Linked DNA regions of Homo sapiens: region 2 is linked to region 1. The links are chromatin loops, found by intact Hi-C in ENCODE. Cell type or tissue: dorsolateral prefrontal cortex. All regions are shown on one strand. Each heading gives the region's core, and the rest is flanking DNA. Links, peaks and the distances in the headings are about the cores only.

Evidence for each region. A loop is a pair of places that touch in the nucleus more often than their neighbours do. Peaks named below come from ENCODE experiments on the same cell type or tissue, not always from the same donor. Only the 100,000 strongest peaks of a DNase experiment are listed, where the experiment ranks them.
Region 2: a loop joins it to region 1, with 2.4 times the contacts of the local background. A loop is called at or near these places in 25 of 110 quality-filtered maps.

What each region holds. Positions count from the first base shown.
Region 1 is chr20:21,563,777-21,579,909 of GRCh38, reverse strand. LINC01727 (long intergenic non-protein coding RNA 1727) reads right to left here and starts at 9,886. Exons shown (of 4, transcript NR_109880.1): 1 at 9,662-9,886. RefSeq lists an enhancer at 5,158-5,658. In dorsolateral prefrontal cortex, for the core only: CTCF peaks have their summits at 7,411 and 7,612 (motif pointing right); a DNase peak (open chromatin) is centred at 7,739; H3K4me3 peaks cover 2,116 bases; H3K27ac peaks cover 417 bases; H3K27me3 peaks cover 1,176 bases.
Region 2 is chr20:21,515,011-21,531,143 of GRCh38, reverse strand. It overlaps BETALINC1 (Beta cell long intergenic noncoding RNA 1), which reads right to left and starts at 1,022. Exons shown (of 2, transcript XR_007067726.1): 1 at 919-1,022; 2 at 1-824. It also overlaps a transcript of NKX2-2 not described here. RefSeq lists enhancers at 9,441-10,255, 14,883-15,383. In dorsolateral prefrontal cortex, for the core only: CTCF peaks have their summits at 9,521 and 9,732; DNase peaks (open chromatin) are centred at 8,393, 9,143, 9,733 and 10,086; H3K4me3 peaks cover 3,403 bases; H3K27ac peaks cover 6,284 bases; H3K27me3 peaks cover 7,825 bases.

The sequences.
Region 1 (16,133 bases), core at 3,388-11,387:
CCACTGCAAGTTCTATCATCTCTTGATCCTCAACAAGCACAAGCTTTGGGATCCACAGACTTCAGCTAGAGAGTCCCAGCTGGATCCTTCACTAGCTTAGGGATCTCCGTCTCCTCCCCTGTAAAATGGGGGCAAGAACCACTCCTGCCTCTCCCAATCACTGAAAGGGTTACACGAATGAGGTCCTGCACACATAAAACCTCTAGGCCCATACTGGGTCTATAGTAACCAGAAAACACAGATTGTTATTTTCCAAAAATACAAAGCTTAAGTGCAATTCATGCACAAGGATGCACTGTTGTCACTCAGAAGACACTTTATAATGTCGAGAGAGCGGCGGTGCTCGTCTTTTGAAATCTGTTTTGCTCTCTACTCACATTTCAAGCTGCATAAAAAGTGTCCTTTCTGGTATCCCTGGTGCCTTAGGTCATGTTGCTCGTCCACATAAAAGCCCATTCGAGAATCATTATCACCCAAGCAGCTTCCAGATTGGCGGCTTATCACTTCTGAAGGGTCCCAAGGCGGCCATGGAGAAGTGCCCCAAAGCCTTGTTTGCTTCCTTGGGCCAAAGGTCCACCTGTGGTAATTAGCGAGATTGGTCCTGGACCAGACTCAGCTGGTGTAGCCACAAGACCAAATGATGCCCTTCAACATGCTGCATGGAAAAAGTGTCTCTCTGATTATCTGCTCCCAGATCTGAAAAGCTACCTTCTGTGAGCTCAGTGGAAAACTCCAATTCATTAACTGATTTCAACAGAAAAAGACAATCTCAAAAGGCTTGTTGACAACCACTGTAGCCATGGTGTAACCTTAACCTTATCTTTCATTATTCCGCTTTTATGAGGAAAAGAAAAAAAGGCGTTTGTTTTCATGGACATAACCTCACAGAAAGCTTTCATACACAAGATGCACAAGATGAAAAAAATACACTTATTGGAGAACGCTCGATATATTTGAAAGTGCTAGGAACATCTTCATTCTCTCTGTAGAAGTCACATTTCCTTTAGGATTGTGTAGCCTCAGATATAAAAATGTTGTTAATTCAATTCATGTGAACCCTTATAATATCCCACTGAAGGTAGACTTTATAACTGACTGCAGCTCAACCCTGCTCTCAATATAGACAAGACTCACCCACGTAGCAGAACTTTCTTCAAACAGAAATATGAGGCAGACAATGTTAATGGGTCCAAGCAACAACACATGGAATGGACAGGCAGTGGGCAAGGGGGTCACCTGCACCTGCCGTCAGCCCCTCACCTGTATCCCAGCTGACCAGGCACCTAGGAACATAGCAGCTCATGTTTATTATGCCTATTTCATTTGGCTTGCACAATGGTTAGGGATTTTTGAATTTTTAGTTAGCTGCTTATATTTTTAAATCCTGACATTTCTGATTAAAAAAAAAAAAAACCTGGATTTCCAGCTTTCTCATGAAATATCAGGAACTCTGACAAAATGGAGTCCCAGAGGTAGCACTAAGGGAAGACATAGGAAGCCCTAGACACCCCAGTGCCCTTCAGCACCCCAAATTCACCCTCCAAATAAACAGAAAATCTCAGTCTGCAACCCCCTCTTCCAGAGACATCCCTGGCCACACTCACACAGATGCCACTATGGGCCCCTCCCAAGAAAAATTGATGAGGCCCCAACCCCTACCAAGCTTGCAGGAGGAAAGGAGCTGCAGCCTCCTTTGGACAAGGCCAGTGACCTCTGTTCCACCTGAGTCACCACCAGACCCTGGCACTGCCCACCTGACCCCTGGGAGGAATCACTTTTGAGACCTGGACCACGATGAATGAACAAACTGGAAAAGGACATTGTTTTTAAATGGCAATTAACTCAAGATGCAAACAACCCTTATTATTTGTGGACTCCATATTTGCAAATTCAGCTAGTCGATAAAATTTATTTGTTATCCCAAAATCAATATTCCCAGCAATTTCCTGGTCATTCAAAGACACTGGCAGAGTGGAGAGAAATTTGAGTCATCCAGTGCTAAGGAAGAACAAGATGACATCCTACTTTCTGGTTCCAGTTCTCATACTTGTTTGCAGTCAAACAAGCATCCTTTTTGTGGTCTATTTAGTGCCGTGATTTTCACATTTTTGTGGGGTTTCTTTGGTGATTTCACATTTATAATGGCCCTAGGCATCGTGCTACAGTGCTGGCTAGAGTTCCCAGGCACGAGAGGCTGTGAGGTGCCTTACAGAGGAAATCCATGTGCTAGAAAAGCTTCCTTCAGGCCTGAGTCACACCATTGCTGGTCCTGAGTTCAGTGCTAATGGATTCACACTATACCACCAACAAGGCATCTGTCAACAGAAACATACATAGAATGATGTTATGTACCGATCAGCTGACAAAACATGACCAGAGGCCAGCAGGAATCTAACCCTATGCTTCTCCTAGGAGCAACGATTCAGCGTCTACTAGTTCAGTGTTCGTGGCAGCTTTATAGAACACAACTATCATGAGTGATGAGGCTTTAAGTCATTGCTGCCACAGGGGGCCACCAAGAAAGGGTTTACAACAGAAGTGATTTCTCTATGTGGTTTCAGGGGTGCCAAGTTGCGGGGAGGATTCAATGAAAGGGTTAAGAGGAATGAACTGTTTCTTTTGACTCTGGGTACAGAAAGGAGCAGAAGTACCCCCTGGTCCCAGCCTTGGGGTCAACTTTGAGGCTGCCCTGCCCTTTGACTAGGGCCTCCTTTTCCCCTTCCTACCTATGCCAGGCCCTGTTTTGCTGTGTCTGGAACCCAGTGCAGAGCCCACCTCCCCGTGACTGGTGTTCCCTCCTTCCATGGATGGAGTCTGAAGAACCAGGTCTTTGCACCTACAGGAAGCCCCCAGATCAGAGCTGCCAGGGAAGTTCTGTGTCTGCAGAAGGGAGAGGCGCAGGAGTGAATAGATTGTTTTTTATGTCTTCAGGCTTTTTCAGCTTTCTCTTTTTAAAAGAGACTAACTCTGCATATAAAATGCATTATCTCTGTATACCTGCTAGCAAACAGCCTTCCTTAAACAAATCAACCTATCCAGGGCTAGAGTATACAGCTGCCCAGCCTGGGAACTGCACAATCCCAGGGAGGAAGAATGCTTTTCACATCAGAGTTTATATGCAGCACAGAGTCCTGACAGAGTGGGATATACTGTGAAGCTACATCTTCCATTGCATAATGTTCTCCTTTGGGAACGTGAATCTAAGTATCTGCCTTCCCCACCCAAGTCAGTGGGAAGTGGTTTCATTGGCCACCAGATTTCACAGATAATAAAATGGGAGTGTTTTCCCTTTCCTCCAGAAATACTTTTTATCACCAAGTCACCACCTTACTCCAACGTTTCTGGAACTCACTACTGTTTTTGTTGGTTTCCAAGCAGCAGCTGGAGACCTCCCTGGACCAACCAGCAGCTGGATGCAAACCCAACTCAGGTTAGAGCTTAACTCCAGCAAGCACAGCGCTGCCTCCTACAAGCCCCCACATAGCATTTGCCTCCAAAACTAGTTAGGCAGGATCCCATAGGCCTCCCTGTAACAATATCTCCATAGGAAGGAAGGAAGGAAGGAAGGAAGGAAGGAAGGAAGGAAGGAAGGAAGGAAGGAAGGAAGGAAGGAAGGAAGGAAGGAAGGTATCTGCCCCAAAGCTGTTCTTGACCTTTTTTTGAGTGACTTCACTTTATTTTAAGCTTTATGCAGAAAGTGCAATTGTATTAATATTTGTATCTTGCTATTTCATATTCACTGCAATTCAATGTGTAAAAGCTGCCACAGTGACACTAAGTGGTAAAGAGTTAGTGGTCTTCCCATCCACTAAGTGCATGGAACCAGAACAGAGCAGGGGCCTGAGCCCCACCGCCTGAGGCCAAGTTTCCATCCTTCTATGGACTTCTCTTCTCCCGTTTTTCTCATCATTAAAAGAGAGAGTGACCATGCCTATTTAAGAGGAAGGTTATAGAGATTAAGTGACATTATTCAACCTGTCTCAAGGGGCCACTGGGGAAAGTTTTCTATCTGTAATAATGGTGTTTCAGTAACCTCACAAGCTAAGAAAACCATCAATGTGGACAGATGAATCCTGAATTCATAAACAGCACCTTCCAGGTAGCAGGAAGGCAGGTGAAAGCTAGCTTCCCTCCAGGAACTCTTTGCTCATCCCACCTCTTTAATTAAATTCTTGGGCCAAGTGTAGTGGCTCAGGCCTATAACCCTAACACTTTGGGATACCAAGGCAGGAGGATCTCCTGAGGCTAAGAGTTTGGGACCAGCCTGGGCAACATAGTGAAGCCCCTGTCTTTACAAAATATTTTTTAAATTAACTAGGCAACTTAGGAGGCTGAGGCAGGAGGATTGCTTGAGCCCAGGCATTCGAGGCTGCAGTAAGCTATGATGGCACCACTGCACTCCAGCCTGGAAAATGCCTGAGCTATCTAGGTTATTAACCACCAACCAAAGGCTGAAATCCAATAGGTCTTTAGTTCTCTTTCTTTATTTCCCTCCAAAATGTGATGCAGCTTTTTCCCTGGGGCGCTGGAAGAAGCTAGGGCAGACAGATAACAGCAGTTGAAGGTGGAGATGCTGAAAAGCATGCTTGGCGTGGATGGAAATTTGGCCTCAGGCAGTGGGAATCAGGGAAGACCATTAACTCTTTACCACTTAGTGTCCCTGTGGTAACTTTTACATATTAAATTGCAGTGAATATGAAATAGCAAGATACAAATATTGATAAGATTGTACTTTCTTCATAAAACTTAAAATAACATTAAATCACTCCAAAAATTGTCAAGAACAGCTTTGGGCAGATTGCATTTTCTCTTTCTTCTTCTGTTAATTTTGCATGTTAATTTTCTTCTTAACTGTTTAACATGTGCTGCTATTTGATGATACAATTTTCAAGAGCAATGAGAGGCTGGGAAATGTTTCCTGGTGTGGCCACCACCTAGGAAGACAGTTGGTGCCACAAGAGCTTGTGTAGGGGAAGTTCATGGGCCCGAGGGTTGACCTGCTGGAGCGGGCAGCCGTGCACCCATGCCGGACTCAAGGAGGGCATCACACATGGAGGGGGCAACACAGGCCAGGATGTAAAGCTGGAAAAGTGCAGGGCATGTCCGGGGGCGTCCAGCTCAAGTGGCTGTTTGAGAATTGCTTGTGCTATCGGACGGAGAGGTCACGCACATTGGACGCGAGAGGATCGTGGGTCACAGTCTGGGAACCAGAGCACCAGAGCCCAAGGAGGGAGGACCACAACACCCAGGCCCCTTACCACGCTTATTCCAGCAAGGTAAAGTCCCTCTGGAATGGCTCATGCACCCGGCTTGTGGACAGGAGTGGGATGGCGTGGCTGAGACGGAGATAGGAGGGAAGCAAGGGGAATGGGAAGACAGCTGCCTTGGAGGCCACTCCCAAAGGAAGGAGAGCAGGATGAGAAAACCCCAAATCCACGTAATGCCCTAAAGTGCACTGGGGTCAGCTAAGGCGATGCAGATTGAGGAAGAGGCTCCGAGTCAGTAAGACCAGCACCTAAAATTCCTCTAAAGAAAGGCACTAAAACTCCAGGGCCCCTCATCAGTGTTTGAAAAGATATTTGGCTGCACTTATACTTTAACATGTCCCATAACGTGCCCTGAGATACCATTTTTCACTTATCCAGTTGGCAAATAACATAACGCTCAGTGACTCCGGTGCTGGTAGAGGTGAAGCAGAACACACAAGGGTACAAACTGGCAAGGCTTCCACAGACGGCAACTTGCAGTTCTTTTTAAAAAACCCTCTGAGACAGGAATTCCACTACCAGGACTGTATCCTACATGTGTCCCCACACATGCACATAATGACAGTTGTACAAGGCTACTCATTGTGGCACTGTTGTCATAGCAAAGATTGGAACCAACCAAGATGTCCTTCAGGTGCGGACTGCTTAAATAAATAACACCTCATCCACATAATGGAATGCCAGGCAGAGAGAATGAAGAAATCTGTTTCTTCCTAATGACATAATCTCCCATTATTTAATGAAGAAAAGGGGCAGGCTATGTATGTCAGGTACAATTATTGGTGGTTTTTGAAGGGAAAATGAGAAAGAGAAAGAAACTTTTTTTTTTCTTTTTGCTTATGCATGTACTATCTGTGGAAGGATACAGAAGACGCTGATTACTTTAGTTGGCTCTGCTGGGGAGAACGGAGCGGCTGGAAGACAGAAGAATAAGGAAGATGAGATCTAACACCTTTCTGTTGTTGTCGAATTTTGAACCAGATAGAAGTTTTATCTATTTTCTAAATAAATACAAAAACAAAAACCCCAGGCCCTGAATACAGCTTTAGGTGAAAACGGTGTTCCCAATTCCCACTCCTCACCCATACCCAGCCTCCTATCTCCCTCTCAGCCACGCCATCCCACACTTCCCACTCCTCATCCATATCCAGCCTCCTATCTCCCTCTCAGCCACGCCATCCCACACTTCCCACTCCTCATCCATACCCAGCCTCCTATCTCCCTCTCAGCCACGCCATCCCACTCCTGTCCAGCCTTTTCCTTCCATTCCAATTTTATAAAACTTCCCTTCACCTCACTCCTTTGGCGGGATGATTTTTAACACTTCACAGTTTTACAAGCTTTTGCATTTCAGATTTGAGTCTCTGACTTAAATGAAAAGCTGGAAGTGTTTCTTATAGAAAAACTCACATATATGTACAAAGTATTCTTGCAATGGAAGAAAAATGAAAGGCATCTAAATGTCCATCTGTAGGGGAGAAAAATCAAACAAATCAGATTATTTCCACACTGCACAACAGCATGCAGCGGTAAAACAGTCAGATCACTTTGTGTTTAAAAACCTCAGGCCGGGTGTGTGGCTCACACCTGTAATTCAAGCACTTTGGGAGGCCAAGACAGGAGGATTGCTTGAACCCAGTAGTTCAAGACTAGCCTGAGCATCGCAGGGAGATCCTGTCTCTACAAAAAATTAGCCAGGCATGGCAACTTGCACCTGTAGTCCTAGCTACTTCGGAGGCTCAGGTGGGGGGATCCCTTGAGCCCAGGAGTTCGGGGCTGCAGTGAACTGTGCCATTGCACTCCAGCCTGGGCAACAGAGCAAGACCCTGTCTCAAAAATAAATAAATAAAAATAAAAATAAACCTTATACAATATATTTTCAGACTTTATATAGTACATAAAAATATATTATCAATATAAGCATAAACTTTATATAAACATATTGTATAAAGCATAGAATTAAATGTATTATATTTTTATATATTTATATAAAGTTTTAAAATATTTTTACATTTGTAAATATAAAATATATACACATATATGCCATACAAAATATATTTTATGCTTATTTATAAGTCATACACTTCATATGTGCACATGTAATGTATATTTCTACATGTCTACATCTCTGTGTAACATATAGAAACGAATATATAATATACATATATATCATTTGTAAATGCATAGGAAAGGAATGTAAATGTTCTCTAGGGGTGTAGTAAGATCGGGATGATAAAAGGAAATGCAGGAAAGCTTGAGATTGTTACTGTATGAACCTGCATGGGCTTGTGTGATGTTTTTAAACAATAAAAATTATTAACCATCTTTTGGTGCCTGGCATGACAAGTATCTGCCACTAGAGGGCACTGGAGATCGCTAAATATTTCCCAGGATTATCTTTGAGGGAGGGGGCGCGGGTGCAGGGGATTTGAAGGAAGCCCCTTTACCTCTTTATAAGGGTCCCTTTTTCACGCTGGGGGACTGGGCCCTGAACCTGAACTTTCAGTGAGGGTAAAGCTTGGCTGGAAGCCCGCAACCCTTCTCTCTCCACTCCCTCAAATAGGCCCCTGCAGCCATTTGGGGTGGGAGTCCTTTATCCAGCCCACCCCATTTTGCCCACCAGTTTCGCCCACCAGCCCTGGTCTGCGGGACGCTGCTCCGGTGTGGAAGGTGGAACTGGCATCGAGTGCATTTCAGTGAGCTCACCTTCACTCCTTATTCCACATGGGTGTTCAACGGGGAGCCCTGAGACATTGGAAGGGGCCGTTTGTGATTGCTCAATTATAGTGGAGACATCTTCGCATTTGGGGGAGGAAGAGGGAAGCTAGAATTTCTGAAATGCTCAAAATTCAGCCTGAAATGCATGTCGGTGAACAACCAGTTGCTAATTACCTACCCTAGGCCCTAACTCTCTGACACGTAATCATAGAGCATTATCGCCTGGTTTAGTATGAGCGGAATATGCAGGAACCCAGAGTCAGTCAACGTGTGTTGTTGTGCCTAGAAATTTACTGAGCGTTTTTCACCAGTATGGAAAACCACGGCACCATGACGCCAAGCCGGTAGTGTCTGAGTCACTGGTCCTGTGCTCCAGGCTTGGCCTGGCTCTGGGGTTGTCGGGATCACATTCTTACAAGACAAACACCTGGATACTTTATTACGTCTTCTAGAGAGCTTGTGCCCAAGCATTTACCTATCGAATATGTGTGTGTGTGTGTGTGTGTGTGTGTGTGTGTGTGTTTACCAAAAGTTACCTTTTTCAACTTCTCTTTTGTTTCTCCTTTATATTACAGAAAGAACTTTTTGTAATGATGCATGTAAGTAGATTATACAATCTGTGAATTTCATTTCAAGATAGGACAGGAAGCGTTACAAAATATTCGTGGTCTCCAAAGTGATTCTGACACCTCATGATGACTAAGACCTTTGGTTGCCGTTGCCTCAAATAATTTCCTCCTAGAGCAGCAGTTCTTCACCTCGGCTACACATTGAACTATGTGGGAAGCTATTAAAAATACAGATGCCTGAACCCCACAGCCTTCATTATCTTGTGAGCATCTGGGCCAAGTTCAGTGCTGGTGCTCTTGTTCAGATGGATGTAGCTGGTGGTGCAGAGATCCATGAGCTTGCTTTTATGGGACTTTCTGCTGTTGTTGATCTGGGATGCAGTCAGGATACTAGGGCTTTTTTAAAGCTCCCCAGTTGACTCTAATGCAGCCAAATTTGAGAACCATTCTCTGCTCAATACCTTCAAAAATGGAAAACTAACAACCTCTCACTCAGTGCCACCCCAGGTATGACGTGCAGAACAGCAGCATCAGCATACCTGGGAGCTTGTTAGAAATTCAGAGTTTAGGATCTATCTCAGACCAGCTAAATCCAGATCTTGGGAAGTGGGGCCCAGGTACTTGTATTCCACTCCACGCCTCCACAACATTGGCTTACTTTTAATTTAGCTTTAAATTACAATTTTAAAATGGAATTAACCAGAAGGCAAGGGTATACGGGAAATTTTTTTTAACACTTCTCATGTAAACTCAAGTCTTTTATTCCTTTTTCAGGGGTAAAGCAGGCTTTTCCATTTACAAGGTTATTCATGAGTTGCAAAAATTCCCTCCCTTCCTCCATGCTTTTGTAATTCCTACATTCCGCCATTTAGTCTTGGTGGCCACAATCAAACAGAAATCATGAGGGCCCTTTCCTCTTGCATCCGTAGTGGCAACCTTTGCAGCAGACAGTAACTGCTCCAGATCTGTCAAATAAACGCAAGTATCTGTATTTCTAAATCACCTCTCAGTAATACTTTTGCATACTGGAGTTTTCACTTTGGCATGCCCTAATCCTTACACAAGCACGAATTCCTCTAAATCCCAGCCTGAATTTGTTTAACTTACCAGAGAAGGCTTGCCCATTGAAGATTGGTTCTTCAGCCACTGCTTTTCATTCTCATACCAAACAAGTGCATTTTTAAGAACTCGCGAGAGTCTTGCTACTCTTCAACAGAGAAAGTCATCTCCAAATTAATCCACAGTCAGGAGCACCTCGTGCTGCTTTTATATATCATTAAAGTCCTGTAAAAGCAAGCTCACGGATCTCTGCACCACCAGCTAAATCTATCTGAACGAGAGCACCAGCCCTGAACTTGGCCCAGATGCTCACAAGATGATGAAGGGCACCCCTCCTCCAGCCTGTTCTTGTCCTCTCTCCCAGGGAGGCTTAGTCCTTTGGCACAAAAGCAGTGGTGGCCATTCATTCCTTGCCCTAGTGAAGCCAACTTCCTCCACATTCATTCTGCCCATCAGCATCTGATGCCCCCACAATGGCAAACACTGCAGGGGACCAAAGTCTGACTCCAAAAGGAGGCAGAATGCCAGGTCTTCTGCAGTGATGCCCTCGAATGGCCATCTCTCACTGCCTGGGATTAGCCTACATTGAGATCAATGATTAGCAGGTAACTTGTGAAGCCGACTCCTAAAAGTCCCATTCCTCCATCTTAGCTCATTTGGGAAAACAGTTTTTCCAACACTTCTTACGTAAATTCAAATGTTAGATTCTTTTTTTGGATTTCACAAATAGGACTAATAATTGATCCACTCATGTAAATATGAATACAGTGAATTGCATATAGTAGGCACTGGATTATTTGTTAAAGTGTTGAATTAGGCCAGACACAGTGGCTCGCACCTGTAATCCCAGCACTTTGGGAGGCCAAGGAGGGCAGATCACTTGAGGTCAGGAATTCAAAACCAGCTTGGCCAACATGGCGAAACACTGTCTCTACTAAAAATAGAAAAAAAAAAAATCGCTAGGCGTGGTGGTGGCACACATCTGTAATTCCAGCTACTAGGGAGACTGAGGCATGAGAATCTCTTGAACCCAGGAGGCAGAGGTTGCAGTGAGCCGAGATCGCACCACTGCACTCCAGCCTGGGTGACAGACTCAGACTCTATCTCAAAAAAGAAAAAATGTTGAATTAATACATGTATGTGAATACACTATATGTATGTGTACATGTGCATCTATCTATATAGCTGTATCTCCATCTGTATGTTCATTGATCTATGTGTCTGTATATCTACAGATAGACTGCCCCACCTGACCCAACAACCAGTCCAATAAATGAGCCCTTATTCTGCACTGCCAACCAGACTTCACAGCATTCCTAACATGTTTCACTGAGTCCTCACACAAAGCCAAGAAATAGGTATTATTCCTGAGGTCTCATAAAACCATCTGAGAAATGTGTAGCAGAGAATCAAAGCCATGTATGGCAAAAAATAAAAAATTAAAAAAAAAAGGCACTGGTGCAAAGATTTCCAGAAGTACTGGAGGAGCCATGGGCCACCTGAGAACTATGGACTTCACAAGATCAGATGCAAGGGAGAGAAATTACCTGGTGTAGGGGAGGATTAGACCTTGGCCACCTGGATTCAGTTTCCAGTTTGCCAGGGCCTCAGCAAATTCTTCCTTTTGTGCACCTGTTTCCTGGTAAACTTCCTGCAGAAGCAGAGAAGCTGGTAGGGCTTGGAGGAAACTGAAAAACAGGGACAATGAAAACAGTCCTTTGTATGACACATTTGGCCCTTGTCAAGAAATACAAACGGGGAACCTAGCTTAGGAAAAGCAAGACGTCTTCATTCATTTCCTCAAGGAAGTGGCCCTTGCCTATGACTGCTACGAGTCAGTTTCCAAAAAGCTCAATATTAAGCTCTGATTGCTCCCTAGCAGAAATGGCTGCTTTCATTTATTCTTGCCCATCTGGCACAAAAGCAATATGCAGAGCTCAAAAGAGGTACGCAGAGGTGGCCCGGTAAACACTGGCCTCCATTTCATTTCAGTGGGGGTGGGTCATGGTTCTGCGGGAACAAACGCTGAATCCTTGCTCCGGGTGCATGAAAGGCCGCATCCAATTTTGCCTCCCGTTGCTTTCCCAGTATCCAGCATGCCTGGCCCCACAATAGATGCTCAATAAACACTTGAGTGAATAAATTATTAACATATAATCATGAACGTTGTTACCAAATATTAAACACCTTTTATAGACCAAGCTCAGGGCAAATTGATTTACATATCATTGTTTCATTTACTCCTCCTGACATCTGAAGGAGGTAGAGGGACCATGGTAGATAAGGACGTTGAGAGGTCAGAGGAGTAAAGAGATTGGCACAGGATTGCACAGCCTGTCCTCAGCGCCAAAATTCATACAGAGACAGTCTGACTCCAAAGCCTGTTTTGAGGAAGGTTTTGTCATGTAATTTTGTAATGTATTATGTAGTTTTTATAAAATTGTAATTTATGTGATTTTTATCTATTTGTCATTTTAAATTTTTTAATTATGTGGTTGCAATTTTACATGATTATAACTTATTACAATTGAAATTTTATGTAATTGTGTAAATTTTAATGTAATTTGGAAGATGGCCCTTTTTAGGTAATGAAGTTGCATATGTATAAATTTCACAAAATATTTAAGTGAGAAATAACTCCAATCTTTTAGACTGTCTTTCAGAAAATGGAAGAAAGTATATTCTTCAACTCATTTTTGAGACTAGTGTAGACTTGAAACCTTAATTCGTAGTGGAAGGGAGATGACAGATGAATATCATGTATGACCGTAGATGCAAAAATTCTAAACAACAGAAAAAGTCAGTCTGAATCCAGGGATATGAAATAGAAGGATACTTCATTACTAAATTTAGTTTATCTCAAAGACACAAAGCTGACTTAATGTTAAAAAAATCAATCAATATAATTCATCACACTGAGAATATAAAGCAAAAACGTGATTGTTTCACAGATCCAAAAATCAAGTATAAGGTGTAACATTCATTTATTATTTAAAATAAATACTATCAACAAACTAGAAAAAGAAGGGGACTTATTAATGTGATATTGTTTACCTACAATAAATCTTCAGCAAACATCTAACTTAATAATGAAATATTAAATACTTTCCTCTGGAAATCATGATGAGGACAAAGATGCCCATAATAACCACTTCCCTTCAACATTTAGAGTAGAGGTTTCAGCCAATAGAGTAAGACAAGAAAAATATACTAAAATGCACAAAGATTTAAAAAGGAAAGAGCAAAAGTATTCTTATTTTGAAGATAATGATTGAATACATAGAAAACTGACAGAATAAGATATTAGAAACTGTGAGTTTTACAAGGCTACTCATTACACAACAATCGACTACATTTCTCTGTGTTAGTAACAAATGGCTAGAATATTAATTTAAAAGAAAAATATATCATTTACATTTGTGTTGAAAGGAATATCAAGTACCTAGGAATAAATCTAACAAAACATTTCGAGACCTCTATGCAGAAAACTGTAAATTTTTATTAAGGAAGACCTAAATAAATGAGAAGCAACACCATATTCATGCACTGAAGGGCTCAATGTCATAAAAATACCAATCCTACATGAACTTGGTGTATAGATTTACTGATCCCAACTGAAATCCCAACAAGCAGATTCTAAAATGTATATGGAAATGAAAAGACCAAAAGTGGTTAAGCTATTCCTGAAGAACAAAGAAGAGAGTGGATTTGCTCTGCCCAGTATCAACTTAAAATAACACTACATTAATTAAAGCAGCCTAGTGTTTGTACAAGGACAGATAATAGATTAATGGAATAGGATAGAGTGTTCTTAAAGAGATCCAGATATATATGGACACTTGATTTATGGCAAAGATAAAATTGAAGGAGGATAGAGAAAAAACTATTTTAAAAATGTATGTGGCTGGGACAATTGAGTATCCACAAGGAAAACATGAAATGAGGCCCCTACCTCAAACCATATACAAAATTCAATTCCAGGTGGAGTATATGTGAAAACCAAGTTGAAAAGACCAAGAAAAAAAAGCTTTTAGAAGGTTAAAGAAAACTGATAAATTCGAGTACATTAAATATAAGAATTTTGTTAATCGAAAGACAACATTAAGAGAGCGAGAAGGCAAGCCACAGAGTGGGAGAAAATATTAGGGGAACATAAAACTGACAGAGAGCTCAAACTACATAAAGAATGTCTATAAATCAGTAAGGAATAAACAAAACATAGAAAAATGGGCCCCCAAAACCCTGATATGCGTTTCAAAAAAGGGAATCCAAATAGCCAACAGACATATGAAGGATGCCCAACCCTGTTAGTAACCAAGGAAAGGTAACTAACATAGTGTTCCTATTAGCCCAGATCTGGAACAACTCCAATGTTCATGAACTGTAGAATGGATAAATAAATGGAGGCATAGTCATACAATACAATACCATACAAACAATAAAAATAAATAAACTTCCCAGGCACGGTGGCTCATGCCTGAGTAGCTGGGATTACAGGTGTGCACCACCACGCCTGGCTAATTTTGTATTTTTAGTAGAGAAGGGATTTCACCATGTTGGTCAGGCTGGTCTTGAACTCCTGACTTCAAGTGATCCACCCACCTCAGCCTCCCAAAGTGCTGGGATTACAGGCATGAGCCACTGTGCCTGGCCTATTTCCACCTTCTTAATGTAAGGATTTTTGAGATTCATGAGCAGCCCTCATCAAATACCTGTGGATTCTTTTAGCAGTGGGATTTATGTGTTGTAGAAAAAACAGTAATAGCTAATATCAAGCCCTCTTCTAAGTGCTTTAATTGTTTTAATTCATTTAATCCTCATAACCACCTTGCGAGTCAGTGATCTACCAAGGGCAGGTCACTGGGGCATTGTCTGTAGAAAAGTTAACAATAATAGTAATCCTGATAAAACTTTTCTGCTTTTTATTATCATGGTCCAGCAATTCTTAAAGAGATCAGGAATAAAATCCTCCTCTCTAGAAAAAAAATATTTTGTTGATCAAAGGTCTAAATAATTCATGATGATTACTGATAAGTTATAATCTTATATAAATAAATGTAAGTTTCAAAATAGCATCTTTTTATTACAGATCCTTTAATAAACATTGCATCCTATTCAGAAGTTAATTCAGAGAATTCTCAGTTCTACAGCCGGCACCTGACTCATGTGGACTCAGGCTGTTTCAAAAGTGGGTTTCTATGGCTGTGTTGTCTGAGCTGCCTTTCCTTCAGGTGCAATCACAAGACAAGCCCTGGGATGCTGCAGATTCACCATGAATGGTGGATTCCAAATAAAAAATGATAGCAGGATGCCTAGAGAGGTGAAGATGCAAACTTTGAGTTATTTCAGTTCTGTCTCCATGGGACCACGTGGAGTTTTTATTTGTGTTTAAAATTCCAAATGACAAAACAGAATGCAAACTATGAGATGACTAATTTAATATGAAACGGGCAAAATTGAGTTCGGATCTGAAAAAACGGTACCGCATTTGAATAGTATCTTTAAAATTAAAATGTAAACCAGACGTTCCCCTTCCCCCTCGTAGCGCTCTGGCTCTGCAGGAGCCTCTGCACGGAGCAGAGAGCCTGGACATTGCACTCCTGATGCCCCTGGACGCACACCCGCGGGCACTGTCCCAGACCTCATGGGGCACAGGCAGTACTTGCCTACCGGGCAGTGTTTTGTGCCAGTGAACTCAAGGGGAAGTAACTTAAATAAACACTGACCATGGCTAAAATGTCTCGGTGTGAGAACAGGAGGTCAGAGTCCAACAGGGCACATGGTGAAGTGCAGCCGGCCGGAAACCTGGGGCAGAGCCTGGGTCTATTTTCTGGCACTCAGCCCTGGAAAGACTCCATTAGACCAGAGTCCCTGAGGGACAAGCACCCTGTCCTTCTTACACATTATCCCCTGCCATTCGCACAGGTGTTTCCCCCCAGATCATCTCATTCCACAGGTTCCCCTCTATTGACCCCGCCACCTCCCACCCATCCAGCTCCCCAAGCTTGAAATGCTGGTCTTCAGCATCTCCACACTAAAACAGTCGCTCTCTCCTCAAAGTCGCTTGAGTCTCTTATTTCCTTCCTTTTTTTTCCCAGTGGGAATACCCAGGAAAGGCCTCCACTGCCTGCCATCTGGGCTCTCCAGCCCCTTTCTTGGGTTCCCAATGTCATCTCTGCCCTGAGCCTCTCCTGCATTTCACACTTCGTTTAGTCACACGTCTGCTTCAGGGGCTGACTTCCTGCCTGAATTAAGCCAAATCCAAAACTTTTCTGGATTCAGTCAACTCCTGCATACTCTCTCCATCATGTACCCTCAGTCCTAGCCAGCTCGCCAATGTCATTTCTTCCTCTTTTCCACCTGAGATCCTTCCTCCACATAGACTTTCACAATTCTCCACAAAACTGAGCCCATCAAAAGCAACAGATATTCTGGTGGGTCGGGCACCGTGGCTCATGCCTGTAATCCCGGCACTTTGTGAGGCTGAGGCAGGTGGATCACTTGATATCAGGAGTTCGAG
Region 2 (16,133 bases), core at 5,423-13,422, 51 kb after region 1:
AGGCACCCACCATCATGCCCGGCTAATTTTTGTATTTTTGTAGAGATGGGGTTTCACCATGTTGGCCAGCCTGGTCTTGAACTCCTGACCTCAGGCGATCCACCCACCTTGGCCTCCCAAAGTGCTGAGATTACAGGTGTGAGCCGCCGCGCCTGGCTGCAGGTAGGTTTTAAAGACTCATAATTCAGAAACCATCACACAAGGTCTCCCACCCCACCTCTTCATCCCACATTTACATCATCTGAGATTCTTCAGACACTATTTTCCAATTCAGTATTAACCACAGGAGAGGAAAAGGCCTTGGGCACACTTTTGAACACTTATCAACCTTGGCTGTCGGAACAGTTTGTTACCTCCACCTCCGTATGGCCCCCACGTTTCCTTTCCTTCTGACCTCACCAGAGGCAGAGAGCAGGGGTCCCACTCTCTCCCTGCAGGTGGTCTTTCCTATCATATTCAAAAACCATTGGTAAGTTTTCCTTCTGCCTGAGGAAAGAAACACCCACTGTGTGAAAGGGAACATGGATAAATTTTTAAAGTTTTTGGAGCATCCTCAAAAGCACAAGATGGGAAGAGTAATCCACCACCACCCTCCATAAAACAAGAAAGAAGCATCTGCCGTGTCCTGCTCGAACGAACAGTACGGGATGTTCACCTGAACAGTCGGTCCCTGCAAATCCCGAGAGATGTCCTGCATATGCATCTTTTGGAGTCTATCAATATTGATGCTGTGTTTATGAACTGAGTCACCATCAACCAAGGTCTCTCTCGTCCCCTCCAGCCTGCCCTATGTAAACACTTCTGTGATTCGAAGTGTGCGGTTTCTGGAAAAACAATACATCTAATTTTCTCCTTGTTCACAGAAATCATCTGTTTCTGCCATAAGGGCCTGTGAGAGGTAGAAGATTGTCATCCTACCTTTTCCAAGTAAAAACCTTGGCCCTGCATACAAATGACCTTCCAGTTCTGCAGACGTGGACCAAGAGAAAAGGTGTGCTCAACATCTGGCCACAGACAACTCCACTGTTGTAACAATGAAGTGGTATTTCCCCCAGGATGGAAACACGTGCTCAGGAGAATAAACAAACCTCTGAATGCTATCTGTAACAGCTCCATCTGCTGGTTCCCAGATAATGTTACAGATCTGACAGGTGGTCATCGATCATATTGATCCAATAATAAACAGTGCGTTATAATAGAAGTTTTGTCGTTTTTCTTCTCAATTCATCCAGAACTGCTCCTGCCCCAGATACCAGCTAGCATACGCAAACAGCAACTGGGGAAGCTAAAATGGAGAACAAGGATAGCTTTGGAAGACAATCTAGCTCAATGGAGAACTCTCCAGAATAAAGAATATAATAAAGGAACAGTGGGGCCCTGTCTGTCCGTCTTTGAAGCATCAGACAATAGACCTTGCTGTCCTGTTCCTTGGGTTTTCCTCCCCTAAGGTGGAGGTAGTGATACTTGTAACTGGGGTCCAAGTGATGTTAAGAGGATTACAGTAATGAGGCCATGCTTGGTATGCTGTGAGCTCCTAAAAGTCTTGAGTCATATAAAGACAGAGGCCTTATAATTACATCTTTATATTCACTGGAAGTTATTATTAAGCCTAAAATCTCCCATTAATTCAGCGAGAATTAGATGTCTATCAGAGACGTACAGTTGGATATTGTAATATCCAAAGGAAGTATGTTTGGTGAAAAAAAAAGATGTGAAAGGGCCATAGTAGGCAGAGCTCAAATAGGCCAAGTTCATCATTGTTTCACTGGCAGGAAAAACAGATCCAGGAAACTTTCTTGTCTTTTTTATTTAATACATATATGCCCACTTTCCTAATGGGATTGCTATCCCAAATTATTTTCATCTGCTTAAAAGTCATATACCATCAAATCCCAGAGGCCCGCCACCGCACTGAACACCCAAACCCAAGGCGTTTGTACTCAGAGGCAGGCACTAGAATTGGACTAAATTTTGGCATCACGAGGGTACGATGGCTTGGAGCCTTTGGGCCTTCTGTGATCTTCATCATCCCCACCCTAAACTCATCCAAAGTGTCATGGGTTAAATTGTGCCCCCTCCTGTCCAGAAAGAGGTATGTTGGAGTCCTAATCTGCAGTACCTCAGAATATGACTTAATTTGAATATAGGGTCTTTACAAACATAATCAAGTTAAATTTAAGTCATTAGGGTGGTGCCTAATTCCAATATGACTGGCATCCTTGTAAAAAGAGAAACTTTAGAAGCATGGACAGATGGGTAGAGATACAGAGAGAAGATGGTCATCTACAAGGCAAGGAGAGAGGACCCAAACAGACCCTTCCTTCACTACCCTCAGAGGGAACCATGCTGCCAACCCCTTGACTTTGGACTTCTGGCCTCCAGAAATGGGAGATTATAAGATTCTGCTTTTTAAGCCACCCAGTTTGTGGTACTTGTTACTGCACCCCCAGCAAAAAAATACGTCCAGTAAACACACCGTTTACGTAAAAACAGTTCGCTTGTTAATGTATCAATTCAATCATTTTAGAACAAGTCTAGAGTCATTTCATTCCCTCTGTGGCAGGCAGAATGGCCATGCCATTTTCTCTGAAGTGAAATCCTTACAATATAAAAAGTTGATCTGCAAACAATTTTAAATGTTAAACCCAAGAAGATTTCTAAATTCTCAGATGAGCTCTAAATTGACAAGAGGAAAAAAAAAGGAAACTTTTCCTCATTGCCAAGTCCTTTATCAAGTTCACTTCCATGGTGCTTCCCATTGAAATTGAAAACTGTCAAAGAATCGCTGAGATTTATGATGAGTTGTTTCTATCCACAACAGAACATCAACACCAGTTAAAATTTGACAACCATAATCTAGATGACAATTTTGTGATTGGGTCTAAATGTAATTTTTTCTTCCCCTGCTGCTGTAATTGACCAGGCCTTATCTTTTACTTTATTGAGATATCAGCCATGATACCTTTTTTCCCAAAAGATCACCCAAAGCGTGTAAACTCACCAGGGTCAGGTAAATATTAACTTCTCAAAGAAAACCCTAGAGGGCTCAAAAGCAAACCTTGTAATTCAGCCGATGCATTGTGCATCACCTATGGAAAGCTGTTCAGGATGGGAAAAGTATAACTAAGTATAATTTCCTGCCTTCGCTCTCCCACTCCTAACATGTTAGACATGTCAGAGAGTCGGCGACCATGAATCCAGAATAATTCCATGAAATGCCAATCCACTCTCTCTGCACATCTTTTTCTAAGTGTTTTACTTCCAATATTTACATTTGCATGATGCCTTCGAGGAAAAACCTAGGCTCATTATTTATTCTCCATGTTGTACCTGCCAGAGCAATATGCCCTGCCTTGACATTCCCTTTCTCAGTGGGGTACTCATAACCCCCAAAGGGAGGAAGGACAAAGAAAAAGGAGGGGGCACTGACTGTGATCCATGCAGTGCAAGAGAGAAGGAGCTAACCTATGGTGAACCCACTGTGATGAGACAACTGCCCCACCCTCTAGACTGCCTTGAGCCTGGAGCCCTTCTAACCACAGGACTCAGTGCAATTCAGTCCTGTTCCAATCTAGGGGCTTTGCATCTGTAAGATAAATACATCACAAATACAAACCCTCCAACCAAAAACCAAAGGATCAGATTTACGTGTCAAATTTAATACTTCTCTAAACCAATATTACTGGAAAGTGACATGATTTTCCACTGCAAACCTCTAGTCTTCTGCTGCATCTTTTTACTGGAAAGCAATAACAGGATGCCTGAGTCAATCATTTATTTAGTCTTGAATGCCAGCAGCTGAGATAAATAGTGTCCCTCATTGCCACCAGTAGAATGGACTGAAGAGAAGGAAAACACTACAAGGGAAAACAAAATTAAAAGAAATGGAAATGGAGGAGAAAAACCAAGTACATGTAGAAAAAAACGGGAGAATTCAGACAATGAATGCTACAAGCCTCTAGGTGAAAAGTTGTTGGAGAATATGGGGATATTTACTCAGTGACAAAGAATATTGAAACAATGCCAAAGGTCACTTATCCCTCAGTGACTTCTCAATCACTTACTAATTCACATGAGATGATTTGGTGGTCACCACCTTAACCAAGTGATCAAACTTAGCCTGTCTAATAGAAGAACATGATTTGCCTCCTAATGAGATGCAATGTGACACACTACCTTGTGGCATTCTTCCCACAAATGTGTAGCATATGCCTCATCATGACTCCAGATCTGGCATCCAGTTTCCAGTTATGCAGGGGTAGAAGAACAAGGCAGATAACACCAGGAGAAAGCAATCTGGCAAATCCAGAATGTAGGGTGTTCTAAAAATGCCTTGGGTTCTAAAAAGTCAATGTCAGGGAGGGAGGAAGGAAAGGAGGGAGGGAGTAAGATAAGGAAGACTGTTGTAAATCAAAAGAGCATAAGGACATTAAAATATTTTGTAAACCAAATACAGTACATGAGCCTTGAATAAGTCCTGGATATGGAAAAAATAGACTGGCTATAAAAATACATTTTGTTTTTGGTAAAATGTGAGAAATGTAAATAAAGAATTAATATCACACAGTATTATGTAACTATTGTTAATTTTTAAGGTGTGGTAATGGTGTCGTGATTATATTGAAGAATTGTATTGTTAGGAGATGCCTGCTGAACTATTCCATGGGGAAGTTTCTGCAATCTTCATTCCAAATAGTTCAGCAAAATGAAAGTACACTTATATAGAGTGATAAAGTATATGTGGCAAAATACTAACAAATGTTGAATCCAGGTGGAAGATACCCAAATGTTCACTATTCTTTCAACTTTTCTGTGTGCTTGAAAATACTCAGAATAAAAATTGGGAAGATGGAAGACAACTTTCAGGATCACCTGTCTTCCCCCAGTGCCTCCCTCCCCTCCTAGCTTCTATCCCAGCACCTTCTAGCCCACATAAACAAGAGATGCATTGGCTTTTTAAACAGCTTTATTTTATTGAGATGTAATTCGTACACCATACAATTTACCCATTTAATGTGTACATTAATTTACCCATTTAATGTCTACTGAATATGGCTTTTAGTGTGTTCACAGATTTGTGCAACATCACCAAAATCAATCTCAGAGCATTTCTCTCACCCCAAAAAGAAACCTCACACCCCTCAGCCCTTACTCCCCAGCCCCCCAGCCCCTATCTCCCAAGTCTAGGCCACTGCTAGTCTGGTTTCTGTCTCTAGATGAATTTGATTGTTGCTTCTTGAAGATTTTATACATGTTGCCAAATTATTTGGCTGTGGCCAACTCTTTAACAAAACAATCTGTGTCCTGCAGTGTCTGTTATCCCAGTTCTCTGGTTCTCTGCAGGAGATAAGAAGGAACTGGTATTACTCTTGGCTTCTGAAAGCCCAAGAGCCTCATAAGACCATGACTCTTGCCTTCTGGCTCTGCTGCTGAAGGAACTGAAGGAAGAGCATCAAGTCTGCTGGAGAGCACATTCAAACTTTCACTTGCTGAGGGCACACGGAGAGGCATTGCCCATCTTCAGCTCCCCATTGTGCACTGGGATCTTTGCAGAAGTACATTGCTTCCTGAGAGCCCTTTGTGGTCTGGGGTTGGGGTACTTACTTCCTTCAGACTCCGTCTCAGCTCTCACCTCCATGGTGCCTCTCTGGAGGCCACACGTGAGGCTAAGGTAAGGTGTGAGCAAGGCACTTAGCTTCCTTAGTTGAATCAACTGCATAGCAGGGCCAACAGCTATAACAAGCAAAGAACTTCTCCATGAGAGGACCTTTGAATAACTCTTTTCAAGACAATTCCATTATATCCTAGTTCAAGTCAAAACACACTAGAGTATTTATTTCCGCTGACTATGTGTTGACTTGCAAGTGAGAACTGATCACTCCTAGAGGGGAACAACTGTAGCTGATGGTGCGTCTGCGGGGAGCTTCGTGGAGGAAGGTTTTTCCAGTGTGAAAAGTCAGTGAATTTTGAGTCCATGAGTAGGACAGGAATGTTTCTGAAGTAAGAATAGCATAAAAGATGGTGGAACTAAGAACAGCATGCAATCTGTTGAGGTTGGAGGATGTAGTGTATGAAGTTTAGCACCGGATTGCTGAATAAGGCCAAAGAGAAGAAACAGGAGTTGTATCTAAGCAGTCGTATTTCATTTATGCTTGCTCCCCACTGCATCTTCTTTGTCATGGATTTTTATTATCAGTTAACTAGTAGATGCCCTGCTACATTTGCTGGTTTAAAATGGGTTTTCCTAACTAGGGAATGATGTAAAGCCTGCCTTGATATACTCTTTGCTTCGTGTCTCTCAGTTTTCCACCCTGGGAGCACCAGACACTGACTTTCTAAGCTCCTTGTCTGCGTCTCAATCCTCTGCCTAGCACATATCTGTGGTACATGCAGGAAGAAAGCATGAGCTTCTTCACAGGGCACTTGTGAGACAAAGACACCCATTCCCACGAAGACTACAAATGTGAAGGCCTGCCTTCAAATCCCCTTGTCTAATTTTGGTCATGAAGCAATATTTTCACCCAAAGAAGCAATTGATCTGTAATCTCAGCGCTTCCACTTGGAGGTAATGTAAACCCAAAAATAGACCCTATAGTTTGGTTTTTAACCATAAATAAAGATGTAAAAATCCAAGAAAAAAGAGTGAAAAACAGTGTAATTTCCCAAGATCAACCACTCCTGTAGCCCTGAAGCTAGTCCCAGGTTTTTCTGCAGTTAACTAAAGCTTTCTAGGAGCTCATCTAAAGCCCAAGAGAGCAAACCCAGAGAGTCACTGTTCCTGCTCAGCACTTCAGGTTCAGAGGTTCATTTTATAGCTCTTTTTGCCCCTATCAAATGGGTCTCTCCTCCCCACCCCCAGCTCATGTTGGTTCTCCCCTTCTCTCCCACCCTCTTTCAACAGCATCATTTTTCCACCCTTAACAGCCACCTAAGGACAGTTATCTAGTGAACACAGACCTGGGGTAACTGGTAATAGTAAAGTGAAATGCTTATGTTTTTCCCTGCAGTAGGGCAACATTTTTCATCTCTTATTTTCCTTGGCCAGACGGAAGATGCCATTCAGGGAACCCCAGGTGTTTTGAAGATGAAAAGGAAGGTAGGGGGCCTGGCTCAGTGCTTATTAACCACAGAGAGAATTTGGTTCACTTCAAGAAATAGTAAAATAATGGCAATGGAGAGACAATGACTGTTAATGAATTCATGTGAGTAAAGTGCGAGGTGACCAGTTTGGGGACATGCAGTCCTAAGGCCGCCTTCTGAAGAAGGAAAGCAAAACGATTGTTTTCTATTAGAACAGAGTATTTACTTCCCTTTCCTGCAGCACCCAGGGCCACCGGATTCCATATTCCGAGGCCAGGGCTGCCTCTCCCAGTGCTCCGGCTGCCCCTCAAGTTAAATAAGGCAGGTGACATGCGACACTGGAGTCGACCACCGCCCGAGGCAAGAATAATTTCAGGTGCTCCCTCAGCCAGGTGAACTGCTCCGCTTCCCAAAATCCTTCCCTCAGGGCTCAGGAGACCCCACCCTCAAATCCCGCCCACCCACAGAGTTGGGCATCTCTAGCACACTACCCTTGCTGTGTCAGATCTAGGTCCCATGAAACGTATCAACTGCCTGGAAAATAAAACAGCCTCCCAGGGGCCCGTAATAAAAGGAAGCCAAGAGCAGGGGAAAGAGGAAAGCTACGGAAATAAACCCCAGAGACTGCCTTTAATCCTGGACAGGTGGCATTTTGGCACAAGCGCACTGAAATCACTTTCCTCCTGGGCTGCAGGGGTGAATCCCTTTCCCGGCAAGACCGACACCCCTCAACCTGGAGAGGAGATCGTGCTGGGGGAGGAGCCTGGAGCCGGGGCGAGAGGTCTGTGACCTCCCGCGAAGTCGTGCTATCGGCCTTGGATCCGCGTATCTAGTGTAAACGCGGTTTCACACATAAATAACGTGCCACATCTGGCCCTTTGGTTTTATGGCGTCTTAGCGACCGAGCAATTTATAGATGGCGACCTTGTTAACCAGCAGTCCGGGCTCGCCAGGAGCTGCGGAGTCCAAGGCACTGCTGGGGACGGAGGAGGGGCGAGGGTCAGGAGAAACCTGGGGTCCCAGATCTCCTGCTCAGAGGGGCGCAGGAGGGAGGGAATCTACCCGCGCGTTTGGGGGCAGGGGGCCGAGGCGGGGTGGAAGCCCCCTCCCCGCAAAGCCTACCATGTGGCAGCTGAAAGAGCCATCGAAGCCCAAGTGTGTTTGCGCTCATACCCAATTTATTACCGCTGAACATATGGCCAATATTTTGACTCACGTCAGTCCGGCAAGGAAAACAAACAGAGCGCGCGCGGCGCGGGGGAGCTGCCCCCTCCGCTGGGGCTGCGCGGTGGCCGCGGGGCCGGAGCTAGGAGGGTGGGGCCGCTGGGCCGGGAGCCTGGAGCCAGGAGCCCGGAGCCGGGAGGGGGAGCGCTCGCCGGCCGCGTCGAGCCGCCGCCCGACCGCCCGCGACTCCGCAGCCGCCCGCGACTCGGGATAAAGAGCGGCCGGGACCTGCGCGCTCGCCCAGCCGAGGCTCCAGCGGCGCAGTCGCGCTCCAGGTGAGCCTCCAGCTCGCACGCGTTTCCGGTGAACGCGGGATGGGGATGGCGCGGGGCACCCGGCGGAGCCCGGGAGCCGCAGCGGAGCCCGGCGGTGGCGATGGAGGAAGCCCGGCGTCGCCCTCGCTGCCAGGCGCTGACTGTCTGGTCCTCCTGCCACAGCCGCCCGGCGCGGGAACGCGCTCCGGGCACGGTCACCGCGGCCTGCCAGCAGAGAGGGGTCTCGGGGCACCGTCGTCGCCGCCGAGCGGCGCCGGAGCTCGGGTTCACGGCGGACCCCGGTTATGAGCCCCTCGCTCTCCCGGGTCCTGACTCGGCTCGATCCCCAAGCCGCGTAGTCCGGACGCAGCAGGTGGGCAAGTGCGGGCCTCCGAAGTTCTCCCCGACTTTGCGGATCACGGCAGGAGTGGCGAGCACTCGAGGACGGGCAGGGCCCCTCTGTCGCGCCTGCAGTCAGGAAAAGTTTTACCAGCCGCCGAGGCCAGGTGATCCCGCCGCTGCGCACTTTCCGGTGCGGTCAGGGAAAGCGGGACTGTCCCAGGGGCTGGGAAGGTGCGGGGCTGGGAGGCGGAGGAGGAGGGAGGGGCGCGGCACCCGCGGCGGTCCCCGCCTGCGGTCCCCTGAGCCCCGCCTGGTAGGGCGCGCGGTGGGGGAAGGGCGCAGAGCGAGGGGGGTCCGGGTAGGTGGAGTACTAGATAAAGACGCGCCTTGAAATGCGGCGGGGCTGTCGCCGCAGCTCCGGGAGTAGAAGGCGGAGCGGGCGCGCGGAGCGCCTGGCTAGCTCCCTCCCGATTGCCCGGGGCCGGTTGCGCCTCGGCTGGCGGGGCCGCGGTGAGGAAGGGGCGGCCGCTGCACCCACCTCCACCGGGTAAGTCGCCCCCTGTGCGTCGCAGGGAGCTCGGGATCGGGGATTGAAACAGAGGCAGAAGTCCCGAAGGTAATTTGGAGATGGCGCCCAGTGGAGACAGGGGCTTCTCCTCAGACGGAACTGGGACGTGAGGGGACGGTGGTGATGAGCACGAGGGCAAGTGGTGGGAGTCGCAGACAGGAGGAGCCGGGGCTGAGGGCCCGCGCAGTGGACTGAGGTCTCTGGAGAGGCGACTGAAGACTGGAGTTTGGGAGGCGAGTGTCGCCTGGGCCGCGCCCGGCGCCGGACAGTTCTCGTTTGTGTCAGTAGAGATCGCCAGAGGATCAGAAATGAACCTCGGTGGGGTCCTTGTCTCCGAGGGGCGCCCCCTCCGCCCCAACCTCCTCCCACAACACACACGCACACACTACCAGGAGGCCCTTTGGAGCTCCTCTGGCGCCTTCTCGACTTTAGTGGCTCTTGGGGGTGGAAAGGGGACGTTGCGTCTAGGGGAAGGTTGTGAACCTCTGGGGCTCACATTGGAGAGAGAGAGACAGAGCCCTAGGAACCCCCTCTCTGTGCCCGAGGGCCCAAGGGTGCATTCCCTGTCCTTCCCGGAACCAGCCCTTAGCTCCAGCTAAGAGCGTGCCTTCTCCGCGCCACCGACAACTACTTTTCACATCAGCCTGCCCGACCCAGCTTTAAGTGCTGAATGCAACCCGTTAGGAGAGCCGCTTGTTTTCCAAAGTCTTGTGGTAATGATTTTGTCACGTGTTAAGAAGTAAATTCAGATAAGAGAGTGCTTTCAGCGCGTGTTTCCTGGAGAAACCCAGATCTCCCGTATTGAAATCGCCCTCATCCGGGGAAGGTCGGGCTTGGCTGAAAGAACGTTCCTGAAGGCAACACTGACGATGCGTAATCTCATTGTAACATATTTAGTCATTAGAGCAGCGCGAACGAATAAAGCCAAGGAGTTCGCCCAGGGGGACGTGGCGTTTGGTTCCCCAATAAACCGGTGATAATGGATTGGCTGGGACAGGCTCGTTTGGCCCGAGGGGGGCTTAAAGCTAGGTTTTTAAAGAAAATATTGGAGAGAGGCCGGTTCCATTTTGTAGCGTGCCCGGAGCCACAGTTCGTGTTCAATTTAACATCCATGAAAGTTAAACGGCTTTCCTCGCCTTTTATTTTATTGGATGCATTTTTAAAGATCTCATTAAAGTGCATTTATCAAAGTCCTAACATATGCCCGCAGGGTCTTATGCCCACACAATGAAGCTGATTAATAGAAAGACAAATACTAATTTCTATTACTATTTACATCCTTGGGAGATATGTGCCCCTTTTGTGGTGGGAGGGAGGCAGATAATTGGGAAAGTGTTGTATATTTTGCCTTGAAAAAGAATAGGGAGAAGGGAGCTCACCTAGATGCCTTCCTCCTGCATCCACAGTTAATCGCAGGGGGACTCCAGGCTCTAGGTCCCAGGATCAGTTCTCTCCGTGGCATCAATGGGGTTCCCGCCACTCTGTAGGAACGGGGTGGGGATTTTCCCCCAGACACAGAATCTGAAAGTCTCTGGGCCTGGAGAACTTATCTACCCAACTCCTTCTTAGTTGACTTGGGAGGATTGTCCATCTGGGAGGCATCCACTCATTCTTCCCTTCCTGGGGCAATTTAAAGAGTTAATATAATATGGACCAAAGGAAAAAAAAAAACTCACCTTAGGCTTGAACCCAAAGCAGGCTGAGATTTCCTTTCTTTTCACACTAATGCCCACTTTCTCGTCCACCTGTCCAATGGCTGTGAGTCTCTCCTGCCAGAGATCTGCCGGGCACGGTCTGGCCTCTCCAAAGTTGCAGACTCACACAGCTTTAGGCCTCCCCAACCCAGAGACTCCACTCTGCCACCCCACAGACAGAAGGGATTTCCTATGACCCTGTTTCCTTCTCCGGGGGCAGAAGGTGAGGGCAATTGGAGCTGGGATGGATTTTCATTTTCTGGTTAGCAAAGGTCCCAGCACGGGGTAGTACTCCTGGGGTGCATTCCCCTATTTCTTTCATCCAGGACGTGAGAGCTGACACCTCTGCTTCCTGCAGCCCCTGCTCCCGCATTGGAAGTCGAAGCCAAAGTGGGGCTGTTTTGGAGATGCCATCCTTAAGGTGAACGTCTTTATCGCCACACTCAGGGACCAGATTGGGTGACATTTTCCTTCCCCATTGATTTCAAGTGCATGCCACGCTCTGAGTCTCCAACCCAAGATAAAATAAACCTTCCCCCTCCGACAAAACCTTTGTGTCCGCGCCGTTAATCCTTGCTGGAGCAGGAAGGTGCAACGCGCTTTGTTTCCGGAGTGAATGAAGACAAACGCTTGCACCTTGGCGCTAACCAGACAATAAACTAATCCACTTGAAGGTTGTTATCTGAGATGGGATGTGCGAGGGCCTGAGAGCTCAGCCACATACTGTACCAGGAAAGGAGTTTCTTTTCAACCCTTTTTCATTCCAAAAAAAAGACGAAGAAATGAAATGAAGTCAAACAAATTAGTGTTTCCAAATAAAGGGAAAAGACCTTGTGTGTTTAATGATTGGAAGCGCTTTTGTGGGTGGGGAGTGTGAGGTGTGCCGCCTAGGGCTGCTGAAGCTTTGGGCTCCTCAAGGTCGCCCCCTCTTTAGAGCAGGCCCCAAGACCCCACCCCTACCCCCGAAGACTTTCTCTGCCCTTTACTCCCCAGGAGGACAGGGGGCAGGTACCTGCACTGCAAGCTTTCACCACCGGCTTGAACGGGGAAGGATGCGAGCGCCGTCTCCAAAGAGGTGCCCAGAACAGGGATGGGGGGAGGGTCGGATGCCGTCCACGGAGCCCACTTCTTCCACAGGCACAAGAAAGGCTCCCCTCCGTAGGGTGTGCCGAGGCCTCGCCTGCTCTCCTGTATCTTCCTTTCTTGCCTGGTTTGCTGTTGTTTAGAGCGCACCCCCACAACAGGGGGCGTAAAGCTGAGGCGTGGGAGGGCAGAAGCCGGGAAAGCAGGGTGCCTCTGGGCGGCCCCCGTGCCCTGGAGCGCAGAAAAGGCGCTCGTGTTTGAGCTACCTGGGAAAGTAAACAGGTAAACACTGAGCCGACTTAGAGGGCCACTTGTCCTGGAGTGGGGCCACTTAGCCTGTGTACATTCGCCTCCCCTCCTGGGCCTCCGGCGATTGTTCAGCCTCCCCGCGCCCGCTCCAGCCGCCTGAACCCGAACTCAATTCGTTGCGGAACCCAGAGCAGCAGAGAGAGCGAGGCTCTCCTCTAGCTTCCAGGGGCACAGGTTCTCTTCCTCCCCTCTCCTGCCTTTCCCCCGGGCGTAGGACTCCCAATGCGTCCGTTCTCAACCTAGGAAGAATGAATAGAGCTAGAGATGTGTACGGAATCTGGAGCCCCAATGCTGATAATAAAGATCGAGTTGAGGGGTCCAGCTGTTCAGGTTACCCCAGCAGGGGCGCGCGGTGTTCGGGACGCTAAGGAGACACCAAGCAAATCTCCTCCGGCCCGGGGCATGCTGGGTTCAGAACTTCCAGCACCCAGCTCAACTTCCTCCCCAAGCATGCAGCAGAACGAGGCATCTTGCAGAGTGCCTACGAGGTCTCCAGACCACGGCAGCTGAGCCCAAAGCTCAAACCCAAACTTGACGGAACGGAGGACATTGAACTCGCTTGGGTGCAAGACGGTACCTGGAAAGAATTTACTAAAGAATGCCGAGTGGGGGAGACCAGGAGCTGAAACTGGTGCAGGCAGACGCTGACAGGGTGGGAGTGGTGGGCCCTTACTGAAGAACCCTCCGGAGGGGGAAGGGAGCGGGGCAGGGCCTCTCAGCCTGCGGGTGTGCGGGATCGCAGAGAACCAAAGCTCCTGGGCTCTAGAAGGCCTAGCTGTGGTACTCTCGGGGAGGCCTCTTGGGGAGTCCTCAGGATGCAATCACCTGTTTAATTGGGACAGAAAAGGTGCGTTTGGCGCCTGGCCCCTAGGCTCTTTGGGCGCAAGCCGGGCCCAAGAAATTGAGGAGACACTGGACTGTGCTCTGGGCACCGGACTTGCCCTGGCCGCCAGCTGGGCCTGCGCAGGCCTCCCGGCGTCCACAGGCCGCTCCTGGGGGACTTGCATTTTATGATCTTCCACTAACAAGCCCAGTTTCTCCCCTTCAATTACGGACCTCCCAGCGGTCTCCCAGCGCCTTTTCAATTGCAAATGTTAACGCTCTGGAAATGGACGCGGGAACCACACGGACGAGAAGTGATGGGGAAATGAGTCTCGAGGTCCCGGGAGAGGCTGAGTGCTGTGGACCCGGAAGCACCGATCGCGGAGGAGGCAAGGCCGAAGCTCTCTCCAATTCTCTCCCTCCCTGCCCAGCTGCCCCCAGGCCAGGGGAAATAAAAACTGGAAGACTCGCTGGGGTGAAAGTGTAGGAGGGGCCGGAGTCCAGGAGGCGTCCTGCGAGGGCAGGGGAAGTGGGCGCCTCAGGTGCTCCGACAAGAGGACACCGCAAGCTGAGACCCAGAAGGATTCGGCTGGTCATTGAGGCTAAGGGGCAGGCGCAAAGGCAAACCCGACCTTTGAGAACTGGGCTGAGGGCCTCCTTCTCTAGGCGCCTATGGCAGCACTCCCTCCCCGTGATTAATTCCAGGAGCCAGGATTCCCCTAGGAAAGCAATCCTCTCTCAGGCGCTCTGCGGACCTTGCAGGCTCCCACGGGTGAGGGGAGGGGACTTGATCAATAGCAGCGGTGCTGATTTAGATCCTGAGAAGAAAGGGTCACTATGCTGGGGAAGGGGGAGAGAAGTTGGGAACTACATGGAACTTCAGCGAGGTGGTTCCCAGCTGAAGAAATGAACACGCTTTGGGAGGCCTCTGCGGGCACTCCCCCACCTAAGAGGGCTCTGGGGATATGCGAGAAACGACACTTGCTGCCAAAGACCCCTTTGCCACCTGACCCAAGAATTTGCCTGGCCCAACCAGATCCTATTCTGGGTCCCCAACCTAGTGGCTGCCCTGGACCCCAAGACAGCCTCCACCCCCTTAGGACTGAGGAATAAGAGGAGGAACAAAAGGAGGGTCTTTGCTGCAACGCTTGGGTTGAGGAACTTTTTTTCTCTCCAGTTATTTATTTAGCAGCTGAGTAACAATAGCAGTGGCAGGCCCACTCCCGCCCCTGGATCCAAACTCGACGCTTCCCCGACTCCTGGAGAACCAACTTCCCTCCTCCGACGGGGCAGAGCGACGAGCTCCCACGTGAAAGGGCGGAGGAGGGGGGGCGCTGAGAAAGACAGAGACGGAAAGCGAGCAAAAAAAAAAAAAAAGCACGAAAAGTAATGGGTTCGAGGAAGACGATTCAAACAAGTTTCTAATTCTTCCAGGGGAAAAAAGGGGGGAAGGAGGGGGAGAAAGGAGAAAAGAAAAAGTAGGAGGAGAAAGAGGAATCGGGGAGCGTCGACATGAAGGGGTTTCCTTAATATTGTGGACGGATTCAGAAATGAATGAAGAGATAGTCCATTGAAAAGGGTTGAATGCCATGACAACTAGGAACAACCTTAGATTTATTCCAAACAGTTAGGACACATTGAAAGAGAGCGTCAATCATGTATTATTTCGCCACTGAAATAAATGCAAAAACCGAGCCGGGACAAAGGCTTCCAACGGGAGCGGGACATTTGTCTACATTTCGCTCATTGTCCGCAGCTTAGCAATCGGTTTGTATTTGTGTTTGCCCGGGTCCGACCACCCAGGACGCGCCGACGAGGGGCTTGCTCTAACCTGGGCCATTGTCACCCACGTCACATACTGGGGGCGAGGCAGCTAGGGCTGCAGAAAGCCGCCGAGCGGCTCGGGGAGAGGTGCCCTCACCCAGCGCTGGCAACCCGGGGGCAGCTGGGGCGCGGCGGCGTCCGCTGCAGCTGCGCGCGAGGAGGACCCGGTGCCCGCGCGCTCAGCTTGGCCCGCGCGGAGGAGCCCAGGTTGTGGGAAGACTAGACCTGGACCCCGCAGGGGTGGCCTTCTGTGCCCCTCCCCGCCCCCAGACAAAGCTCCTTCCTGACACTCCTCTGGGGCGAACGAGCATCAGGTAGCCAATCTACACCCCTGCACCCCCCCCCCAAAAAAGTTTTAACTAGAAGAAGGGGTGGCAAATGCGGCGTGGTCTTTTCCAACCCCAGCGCCGAGGAGGAAGTGCAAGTCCCGGGAAAGTTCAGTTCCCAGAGCCGAGAGTGGCTGGAAACTTCACACTAACCTGACTTAACCTGGAAACGTGGAGCGCGTACTCCGAACGCACCCAAGGCGTCCAAAAAGAGACCACACTAAAGAACTCGCGTGGGAGAAGAAAACTGGGGAGAAAACGAGGCATCGTCGGGCCACCCAGCGACCCCCCTCCCCCGCAGCTTTCTGGGTCTTCACCCAGGCTGGAGACACAACCCCCACCCCCACCCCCGCAATCCCGCCCCGCCGCCTTCCCGCTGCTCCACCTCTAGCCAGAGGCTGGAGAGGGAGGGGGCCGGAGAGGGAGGGATAATAGAGGGCAGGAAAGAGCAGGGCCGTCTGCCCTTTCCTCCACCCGGGGAAAGAGGCCCGCAGAGCCCAGAGGCAGCAGGGCCAGGGTCCGACCCCAGACGAAGTTGGAGCTCCTCACTCTTACCCCGCCCTCCCCGGGACCGCCCGCAAAGCAGAAAGTGAACTGCGCGTCCTCC